Linked DNA regions of Homo sapiens: region 1 is linked to region 2. Evidence: chromatin loops called from intact Hi-C (ENCODE). Cell type or tissue: mammary epithelial cell. All regions are shown on one strand. Each heading gives the region's core, and the rest is flanking DNA. Links, peaks and the distances in the headings are about the cores only.

Evidence for each region. A loop is a pair of places that touch in the nucleus more often than their neighbours do. Peaks named below come from ENCODE experiments on the same cell type or tissue, not always from the same donor. Only the 100,000 strongest peaks of a DNase experiment are listed, where the experiment ranks them.
Region 1: it touches region 2 in a loop (5-fold over the local background); 15 of 110 quality-filtered maps call a loop at or near these places.

What each region holds. Positions count from the first base shown.
Region 1 is chr10:12,653,778-12,659,156 of GRCh38, reverse strand. The region is part of intron 2 of CAMK1D (calcium/calmodulin dependent protein kinase ID); the gene reads right to left. Among named protein-coding and RNA genes, the nearest start is that of MIR4481, 3.3 kb to the right of the region's middle. RefSeq lists a silencer at 2,273-2,567 and an enhancer at 2,896-2,955. In mammary epithelial cell, for the core only: a CTCF peak has its summit at 2,442 (motif pointing right); no DNase peak of the experiment used is centred there.
Region 2 is chr10:12,708,803-12,714,181 of GRCh38, reverse strand. The region is part of intron 3 of CAMK1D (calcium/calmodulin dependent protein kinase ID); the gene reads right to left. Among named protein-coding and RNA genes, the nearest start is that of MIR548Q, 14 kb to the left of the region's middle. In mammary epithelial cell, for the core only: a CTCF peak has its summit at 2,894 (motif pointing right); a DNase peak (open chromatin) is centred at 2,931; H3K27ac peaks cover 327 bases.

The DNA.
Region 1 (5,379 bases), core at 228-5,227, 55 kb after region 2:
GACAGGGGGACTGGCTCACGTTCTCAGTGCCAGCTGTTGATAATCCTAGGGGAGCATGCAGACGGGCAGGCTGTGGGCCTCCGACCCCACAGCAGCATCTGGGGTGAATGCTTACAGCTTCCGAAGCCCCAGTGGGCATGTGTTACAGGGTGCTCTTTTAGTTTTGCCATCTGTAAGCAGCTTGTGTTAATCAGCTCTATTAGACCCTCTGCCTTATCACAAGGACAGAGGGCTTTCTGTATCCTGGGGTTCTTGCCTTGGTGTACCGGAAAAATCGGATCACACGTGGGCTTGGAGAATGAGTGCAAAGTTTCTTATGGAGTGGTAGCTCTCAGTGAGGTGGAAGGGGAGGCCAGAAGGGGAATGGAGTGGGAAGGTGGTTTCCCCTGGAGTCATGCTGCCCAGCGGCTGGGCTCTCCTCCAACTGCCCCAGCCAAACTCCACGTCCTTCTGCTGGTCAATGGCCTGATGGTGTCTTCTGCTGCCTGTGGGTCTGCCGGTGCATTCCTCTTGATGTCCAGCCATTTGTGTGTGTGCCCACTAGGGTCTCAGGGTTTTTATAGGCACAGGATGGGGACATGGTGGGCCAGGGTGGTCTTGGGGAAGGCAACATTTGGGCACAAAAACAGAAATGCCTGTCCTTACCTAGTTTTGTGCACATAGGCCTGGGGGTGGAGCACTAGGCATGGACCATGACTTTCCCTTTCCCAAGCACTTCCCTGCCCCCCTCCCCTATCACTTGGTCTTTACTTGCCCATCCCACATCATCTTCCACCCTGCCCCACACCAACATTTTACTGAACCCCGGCAGGTCTCGCACACCCCGCCCTCCCCAGCCATGCACACCTTCGTCTCTGAGTGTGCTCATCACTCTCCTGTCTTCTTACGAAAATACTCATCCTTTAAGACTCATTTCTCTATCACCTCCACTGAGAACCCTTTGCTGTTTCTCACAGCTTGCAGCACCAATCACCTTTCCTCTGGGTCACCCCAGTTCTTTGTTTTTTTTGAGACAGAGTCTCATTCTGTCACCCAGGCTGGAGTGCAGTGGCACGATCTCGGCTCACTGCAACCTCCACCTCCTGGGCTCAAGCAATTCTCCTCTCAGCCTCCCGAGTAGCTAGGACTACAGGTACGTGCCACCATGCCCAGCTAATTTTTGTATTTTTAGTAGAGACAGGGTTTCACCACATTGGTCAGGCTGTCTCGAACTCCTGGCCTCAGTTGATCCGCCCGCCTCAGCCTCCCAAGGTGCTGGGATTACAGGTGTGAGCCACCGCACCTGGCCCACCCCAGTTCTTGGATCACCTTGCTGTCTGTACTGCATTGTATCCAGGTATCTGTTTGTATGTAAATGTGTGTGTGTATATTTAAATGATCTTACAGGCAGAGTAAAACATCTAGAGGGATACATATCAAACCAGTGAGTAAACACTTCAGAAAGTACTAGAGTAGAAGATTCTCACTTTCCAGTTTTTCCTCAACTGGGGCTCTTCATCTGAACCACAGAACACAGAAAATGATTCAAGTGACTACTTTCTCAGTCCTCCAAGACAGCACCATTCTAGCTGCAAAGGAGAAAGTTAATTTAGTGTAGACAATAAATGTCTTAAGCATTAGCGCTTCATTCTCTCACTGAACCCAAGAACAGTCAAGTTGCTAAACTGTTGTATTGCCCAACTTTTACAGAAAGGTGTTTTTATTTATTTATTTATTTATTTATTTATTTTTATGAGACAGAGTCTCTCTCCATCACTAGGCTGGAGTGCAGTGGCACAATCTCAGCTCAATGCAACCTCAGCCTCCTAGGTTCAAGCGATTCTCCTGCCTCAGCCTCCCGAGTAGCTGGAACTACAGGCATGCGCCACCACACTCAGCTAATTTTTGTATTTTTAGTAGAGACGGGGTTTCACCATGTTGGCCAGGATGGTCTCGATCTCTTGACCTCGTGATCAGCCTGCCTCGGCCTCCCAAAGTGCTGGGATTACAGGCATGAGCCACCGTGCCTGGCCAGAAAGGTGCTTTTAAAAAGTTCTTGATGAAAATCATTAACCAAGTTCACCAAGTTTACCAAAATATATCCATAAAAGTGCACACAAAAAGAAATGCATACTGATTAGTGGAATTGCACAAGCAATCAAGAGATTAGCTTGCGTCTTAGCTCTGATACATCTAACTGCAAGACTTTGAACAAGTCGTTAAATACTTTCTGATTTGATTTCTCATTTGTTAAATGAACATCAAAATATGTCATCTTGTTATTTATCTATCCACGTGTATATATATGTGTTTATGTAAAAAAAATGTATATACACACACACATGTAACATATTACTGTATAGTTAGAGATCTTGTGTTGTAGACCATAGGCCACTTCAAGAAATGAGCAGAATTCAAAATCCTAAGCTTCAAATCACCTCTCTTTGCTGCCAGAAGATGGAGCTATACTCAATGGGCAACTAAGGAGCCAAGACTATGATACCTAAATCAACTAAGCTCTTAAGTCTGTAAGCTAGTTTTGTTGTTGTTTTTTAAAGATTAAGTACTACATGTTGATACTGATTGTGAAATGAGTTTTTCCTTGAATCCTTATAAACAAACAAACAAATGACAATAAAAACCCTTGTGCACAAATGGCGGTTTTTTTCTTTTCTCTTTTTTTTGAAACAGGGTCTCTCACTCCGTCACCCAGGCTGGAGCGCAGTGGTGTGGTTTCGGTTCACTGCAACCTCTGCCTCCCAGGCTCAAGTGATCCTCCCACCTCAGTCTCCCAAGTAGCTAGGACCACAGGCATGTGCCACCACACCCAGCTAATTTTGGCATATTTTTGTAGAGATGGGATTTCACCATGTTACCCAGGCTGGTCCTGAAGGTATTTTCTTAATAGCACCCCAGGCCTCCTTAGTACAATGCAGGGTACCCACTGTGGGGGCATAGCTAGCACTCATATGTGTAGGGATGCAGTGCTAGAGCCTGTAATGGTCCCACAGGAGGGGCATCAACGAGCTGGTTCTGTCTCTGACACTATGACCACATTCTGGTCACATCCCCTTCCTGGGTCTCGGTTTCCTTGTCTAGAAATCAACCAGCCAGACCAGAAAGTCCCCAAGGTCTCTTCCAACTCTAACAATCAATGAATCTAAACTTATAATGAGGCAAAGTGCATTAAGGTATCTATGAGAACCATCAACTTTGACTCTAAGTCCATATTCAGTGTTCTCTGGAATAGTCTTTGCTACACAGAAGCCTGGTGACAACTTGTGCATCAATAGGTTCTTTATCTGCACAGACAAGTTTGTCAGCTGGACACAGAACAGAATTTTCTTGAGACATGAAGTTGTTTACACAGAAAAGACCCACTTTTCCTTCTCCCACATCAGCATCCACAATGCCTGGACTAATACAGAAACGCCCAAGTGATTTGCTCTTGTCTAGAATGGCTCTAGAGGTCCAGCTGAGGCCTGGCGGTCTTTCGACCAAAGGAGAAATAAGTTAGGTCCAGTTCAGTGTGAAAAATCCAGTGTGAAAAATCCAGCACATATCAACACTCAAGGAATGTTTATGGAAGAATGAATGAATGAATGAACAATTAATTCTCACCTTCCAAAAGTCTTACAGACTCCAGACATTCCAAAGCTACACACCAGAATGAAAAAAGGTTCTAAGATTTGACTGTGTATTTCTTTCCTATTTCTGTTACCATCCATGAGAAGTTACCAGTGAATGGGTGATACAGTTTGGATAGTTTTTCTTGCCCAAATCTCATCTTGAATTTCAATCCTCAATGCTTGAACATGGGGTCTAGAGGGCAGTGTTCAAGTCATGGGGGTGGATCCCTCATGGCTTGGTGCTGTCTTTGCGACAGTGGCTTCTTGTGTGGCACCTCCCCCTCCCACTCTCTCTCGATCCTGCTTTCACCATGTGACATGCCTGCTCCCCCTTTGCCTTCCATCATGAGTGTAAGTTTCCTGAGGTCTCCCTAAAAGCCGAGCAGATGCCAGCACTATGCTTCCTGTACAGCCTGCAGAACTGTGAGCCAATTAAACCTCTTTTCCTATAAATTACCCAGGCTCAGGTATTTCTGTATAGCAATGCAGGAACGGCCTAATCCAATGGGTCTCAAGCTCAGATACGTGCTAGAATTATCTGAGGAGTTCCAAATGTACTAATAACTGGAACATTTTTGGAGATTATGATTTGATTGGCCTGCGGCGTGGCCTAGGCGTAACAAGTTCTTTATAGTTTCTCCAGTGATTCAAACGTGCAGCCAAGTTTGAGAACCACTGGTAAGTCATTTATTACTAAATTACTGAGAATCTTAGGTCATGGGAAAGGGTTCAACTTTAGATACTTCAGAGCTGATAACTTCGTGGCTTCCGTGCCCATTTTAAATTTATCTAGGCTGAATACATTTATTTGATAATAAGTCTGATTTTTAAAGGTTAAGATCCAGGGTGTCCTAAGGATAAAGATTTAAGGCTACATGGCCAACCCATTACTCCTCTCAGGATAAGAATATGAAAAAAATAACATTTCTTAGCAAGTATAATAGTATTAGCAACTAATATTTCTTAGCAAGTAGTATTAGTAATACTTCTTCTACTATTTCTTAGCAAGACTTTGAAACACTAACACATTTAAAGGAATACTGTCATTTCCTTCTTTGAATCTTTTGGTAACTTTTTGTCAAAGGGTAATATATATTTCTGTGGGCATTTTAAACATGAAAATTAGCACCAGGAGTCTCAGAAAACATTAAGGTGTTTACCCGCCTTGAAACAGAGATTAACTCTTGTAGCTTGGATTTCCTAGCTTCACTGATGTGAGAACCCACATACACCAAATCACCTTAGAAAGGGAAATCTCAGAAAGCTTGTTTCAGATTCACTGTGGATGCTTACAAGGTGAATTTAGAAGCTATTCCTGTATGAAATACTGTTAATGACACAGAACTGCTGGGGTGTATCCTGCAGCTTCCTTCACATACTCTGTGCCCCAGATTGAAGACGCTGGGCTTGAATTCAGGAAGCATCTTTGAGGTTTCTAGCTCTGAACACTTGCATTTATATGAGGATAAGTAAGTGGAAGGGAAACAAAATAATGCACTGGAATCTAGGGGAAAGGTATTGTTTCTTTTTTCTTTCCTACCACTAATGTCCTGTGCTTTCTCTGTGCTGATACCCACATGGAAGGGTCCATATTTCACAACTCAAACCCATGACCATGTCAAGCCAACAGGTGCCCTGAATAGCACCTACTGAAATTGGAGGACCCAGTGCTGCTCTTTCATTCAAACGAGATAATGAAGCATCAGGAACACAGGCCAAAATGATCCTAGGCATTGCACTAAAGCTACTGGGGTATGGCAACATTTATTTA
Region 2 (5,379 bases), core at 271-5,270:
ATAAGAGACTTAGAGAAGCCCACCACCTTCCAAGTCAGCAGCCCCTCCACAGGACCACTGGGAAAGCAGAGTCCTGGCTACATGCCGTGACCATGGGCTGTGGCAGGGATGTCCTTACAGTGGAGGTGAGGGTTCCAGACCAGCTATCACAGCCTGATGGTACCAGCTGTCAACATAACCCCGTTCCCTCCTCCTGCTCTGATCCCATCCATCCAAGCGATCTTCTGATTACAGTTTGCCTTTCTAAGTATTTTTGCCCTAAAGGGGAAAGACGATGCTACTTAGCCAACATGAGCCCACTGGATAATTATACATTTTATTATGAATCAATAATACTGGCATTCTGTCTCTGTTGAGGGATTCTGTTCCAACAAAAGCATCCACACTTGGTGTGTTGACAAACCAGCTGAAGTCTAGATGCTGGGCTGTGGGGCATCCATCCAGGTGAATGCCACTTGTTGGGGGCCCTGCTTCCATGGCCACCTGCCCTTCCCCACATCTGACCACATCCTAACAAACATCTGCAACTGAAGGGAGGACATGTAGGGGTCCCCCAATCCTCCTTTCTTCCTTTCTCCCTGCTCAGATTTCTACAAACATGGATCCTAGTCCGCATTCCCTCCCTGTTTCTTTTTGGTTTTTGATCTGACCAATAAGCCACCAGTGAACAACTGTGTACCGTGCCGACAGAGAGACCATTCCGGCCTCAAATGTCATTGCTGTGAGAAGCCAGTTAGCAATGGGCACCCCTGGAATTCGTGGGAGCAAAGTTAACCCAATGCTGCACTTCACCAACCTCAGGGTAAAACGCAACTCATGGAAACCTCAAAGCTGAAACAGGACTTAGATAAACTAAAGGCATCGTCCACAAGTTGCCTATCATTTGACTTCTTAAAAGCAGCACTCACTTGGTGAAACCCTGTTACTACTAAAAATACAAAAAATTAGCCGGGCCTGGTGGCGTGCGCTTGTAATCCCAGCTACTCAGGAGGCTGAGGCAGGAGAATCGCTTGAACCTGGAAGGCAGAGGTTGCAGTGAGCCAAGGTGGCGCCATTGCACTCCAGCTTGGGCAACAAGAGCAAAACTCCATCCCAAAAAAAAAAGGGAGGCACCCACTTAACAGAAACTCTAAGGAGATCTGAAATAGGTACCATGCCTCCGGGAATGTCAAAACCATCTTTTCCATGGAGAAGTATATATTTTTTACATGCTCATGCCTCCCTCCTTTCACAGAGGGTGGGCTCTGAGGCTCTCCCAGGTATGGAACTGACAATGAAGCTGGCTGCTGCTAAGCTCAGTACCCTCCCCTTCGCTGCTTTACTTTTCTCATCAGTACAGGGGTGTGTGTGTAGGCGGGGGAGATAATAGAGTCTAATTCTCTGAGCCTGATAATCCTACAGCTGAATCTTCCCCTCCGTTATGGACTGAATGTTAGTCTCCCCTACCCCTAAATACACACGAAACCCTAACCCCCAGTATGATGGTATTAGGAGATGGAGCCTTTGGGAGACGATCAGGTTAGATGATGTCAAACAAATGGGGCCCCCAGGATGCGATTAGTGTCCCTATAAGAAGAGACGCCAGAGCCCTCTTTTTGTCCACCATGTGAGAACACAGTGAGAAGGAGGCCGTCTGCAAACCAGGAAGAGAGCCCTCACCAGGAAGTGAATCAGCCACCACCTTGCTCTGGAACTTCCACCCTCCAGAACTGTGAGAAATACACATCCACATTGAAGCTGCCCAGTCTACAGCGTTCTGTTGTAGCAATTCCAGCTAAGACACCCTTCTTCACCCTGTGTGCCCCTCCATGGCGCTGCTGCAGGCTGGCTTGGTATTATAGTTATGTGTGCGCCTGTCCTAGCTGTGAGTACTCTAGACACAGGGCTGCATCCTGACATTCCTGAACCTGCAACACTGACCCCAGCAGTGTGACGCTTCCAAAAACATCAGCTCCTATTGTCCCTGGAGAGCTTCAGTTGAAGGAGAGCGGAGCTTCCCTTAGGGTGGCCCTCAAGCTTCTTGGTGAAGTTCTTAAAAGCATCTTCCACATCTGCTATGTCCTTTGTACCTGATAAAATGCACAAATCAGCAAATAAACCTACTCTGCCCCTCAAAAGCATCAATCAACAAAGCTAACAGAGGAACAGCTGATACATTTGCCGATCACATTTTCCACTGAAAAACTTAGGAGAAACCTGATCTGTTGGTAGGGCACACAGAAAATCTGAAATTACGTCTGAGAAAAACATTTTACCTTTATGGGAGGTATACATCTAAATAGAAATATAAGGACAGAATTTTATTTTGGACCAAGTTATTTTTCATGGCATATTGAAAAACGAACGTTTGATCATCACTGCTGTCAATGTTGCCTTCATTCTAGACTAGCACTGGTGTTTCTGTAAAAACAGGGTGTAGACAGAGTAGATATTTAGATCTGCTAGAAAGGACAGAGACCAAAGTGGTGTGAGGACTCCGGCTCCGGGCCAGAGCGTCCTTCCCTGCCTCATATTAACAGGGAACGCAATGACATTCACCTCTTCTTATGAGAATGCAGAATATTTTACCTGGCACTGCTCTCTCTGAAAAGAGCAGCAAGCAGTACCAAGAAGCAGCAAATACCCTGGCAGATGATTTTAGGATCTCCATACTCTGACAAAGAAAAATATAAATGAACATAAAATGTAAAACATTCTGAAACTCCAAAAGGCAGGAATGAAGGGAATACGTGAGAGCTCTTCCAACGATGCATTCTCATGCATATTTATCTACAAGACAGCCTGCTGAGTTCATTACTGTCTATCACAGAGGGACTGAATTTCCTTTGCCTTTAAATGCCTGTCCCCTAAAGCAAGGTTCAGTTTCTCGCTCTGTGTTTTCCCCCTTAGCCTGCAGGTGGCGCCCCCGTTCCAGTCCCCTATGACCACTGCTGAAAATGGCTAGATCTTGGATTCCTCAGAAACAAGTTCTTGCCACATCACCTTATGCGACTGAAACAGGCGGTTTTCTCTTTTGCTTTTAGCCAGAACCCAACTGTTCCTGGAATCACAGGGCCAGAAGACTTGATTAAGCTGAAATTAATACCAAGAAATAGAAGGGGAGAAAAAGAGGACAGACTTTCATGACTGGGAGCTCTATCCAACAACAGGCTTATGTGGGAGGTGGATTTTGACTGCATGATGAAATACACAAGCAATACATTCAAAACCTTAATCCACCCAGCAAAGATCCATGGTATATAGTCTGAACAAGTTGATGAAAACTCCAATAGTGATTGATCAAATGTCAAAGGCAACAGACATTTGGATAACTTTTTATATACCCTGGTGTACACTCGGAGGTACATATCGCCGGTGGGGTTGTGTTCAGCCTGGATGTCTTTGTTTATATACCAGAGGTTCTGCTGTGTGATTAGTTATTTGTTCTTAGTGGAATACAGTGTAGGTCTTTACACACTCCCCCTCTTGCCTGGGTCCTGACTCCTAAGGTTGCATTTTCACTGGGAAAGGTTGGATCGCATTCTGGGCAGCAGCAGGTGGCTGAATCCAAGCTTGCTGGTGGCAAATTATCCTGGCCCCCATCCCACAACTTGCAGGACCTGAGCCCGAAAGAAGTCTGTACACCTGGTCTCTCAAGCCACTGTCAAGAGGGCTAAAAACTTTGACGTACAAAAGACTGTATCGAAGGCATTTGTTTCTTCTCTGTCTTTGTCACTAATCTGTGGGCTCTTTATTTTTCATGTTCATATTTTCCATAGCTCATGTCATTTCTAGCATATAATAGATGCTCAATAAACATGTACGGAATGAATGACAGGGTACAGCCAAATTACCGAAAGTTATCAAGACACTGTCCAGAAATACTCTGGTGGCAGTAGTGTGTTACTTACAACGTAAATCAATGTCATTACGTCGGGATCCAGCTGTTGTGCCCATTTACAGAAATATACTTTAGGTTCTAAGTGGGAAAATTAAAGAAGAAGTTAAGTGTCTGTGAAGCTGATAGTTACAAACGGTAACACTTAATTTTCTTCTGAAAGATGATATACTGCTCTAAGCATTTATATAGTATTTCATTTAATCCTCATGACAATCTCTGAGGTAAATACAACTATGATCACATTTTAGAGGAAACTGAGGCACAGAAAAGTTAAGAAGTTTGCTCAAAGTCACACGGTAACTTGAAGAGTCAGGATGCAAACCTATGCAGTCTGACTCCAGAGCTGGGGAAACAAAAACAAGAAACTGCAGGCATCGACTCTGCGTCCTTCAATTCCCTTCCTACTGGCTTTTTATCAAAGGTAATCTTTCCTTAGACATTTCCCAACTGCTAAATATGCCTACAATCCACCAGCTACCACATAATAAAAAAGTTAAACAAAGTAACAAAACTCAGCAGAAATACTTTGAAGCTGATTAAATCATAAATTTGAATGTTTTCCCGAGGCAGTAAGTAAATAGATATTTTCATGGATGTTGCTACAGAGAGGAAACTGAATCACTCCATAATCCTACAGCTATACAAGATATCGGGTGACAGATTAAAACACACAGGCCCTCCTCTCCACCTCTATGTACCTAGAGCACTAAGTTTCCTTTTCTTGTGAAAAAGCTTCTTGCTGTTTCTGAGTTTGCAGACTCTTAGCTTTGGGCTGTCTCAATACTAGATATTTTTATTCCCCTAAGATTTCAGAATGCATTCAGTTCTTTGTATCTGTCATATTTTCATTTTCCCTCCTTAGACTCTGCATTGCAAAGTCCTTTCCATTTGCGAGTTTGTTTCAACAATGGCAAAGAGGTGGGGACAGCTGGTGCCTTCTGCAGCCACTGTCTCCCTTTACCAAGAAAAAAAAAAAAATCCTCCAACCACGGCCTTAGCACTCCTCACATTTTCTCAGCCAAGAATTTTCTCAGCTACAATGTATTCCATCTTTACAAGCCCACAAGGCCTTTTTGTTTTTTTCTAATTTTCCATTTATATAACTGTGGAGGCTCCAAGCTCCAAGTCGGCTTTCCCAGAGCCTCCACAAAGAGGTTCTCACCCGCCCCCCACATAGGTGACTCACCCAGGAGGAAGGTCTGACAAGGAGGAAAGATGTCTGAGGCTTGGACCTGGGTAGCCACCTTCTGCCAAAAGATCTGTGCCCCCCACTCCCATGCCACAGTTCAGGCCCCAGGGCATGGGTGCCTGCTCCCTTGGCTGAGACTCGAACTGGGATGCCGTTAAGAGATGCAACTCCGGGTCGGGCGTGGTGGCTCACTGACTTCAAGTGATCCTCCTGCCTCGGCCTCTCAAAGTGCTGGGATTACAGATATGAGCCACCACGCCTGGCCTAATGGGATCATTGAAAACAAGCCCCACTACATCAAACAAGTCAT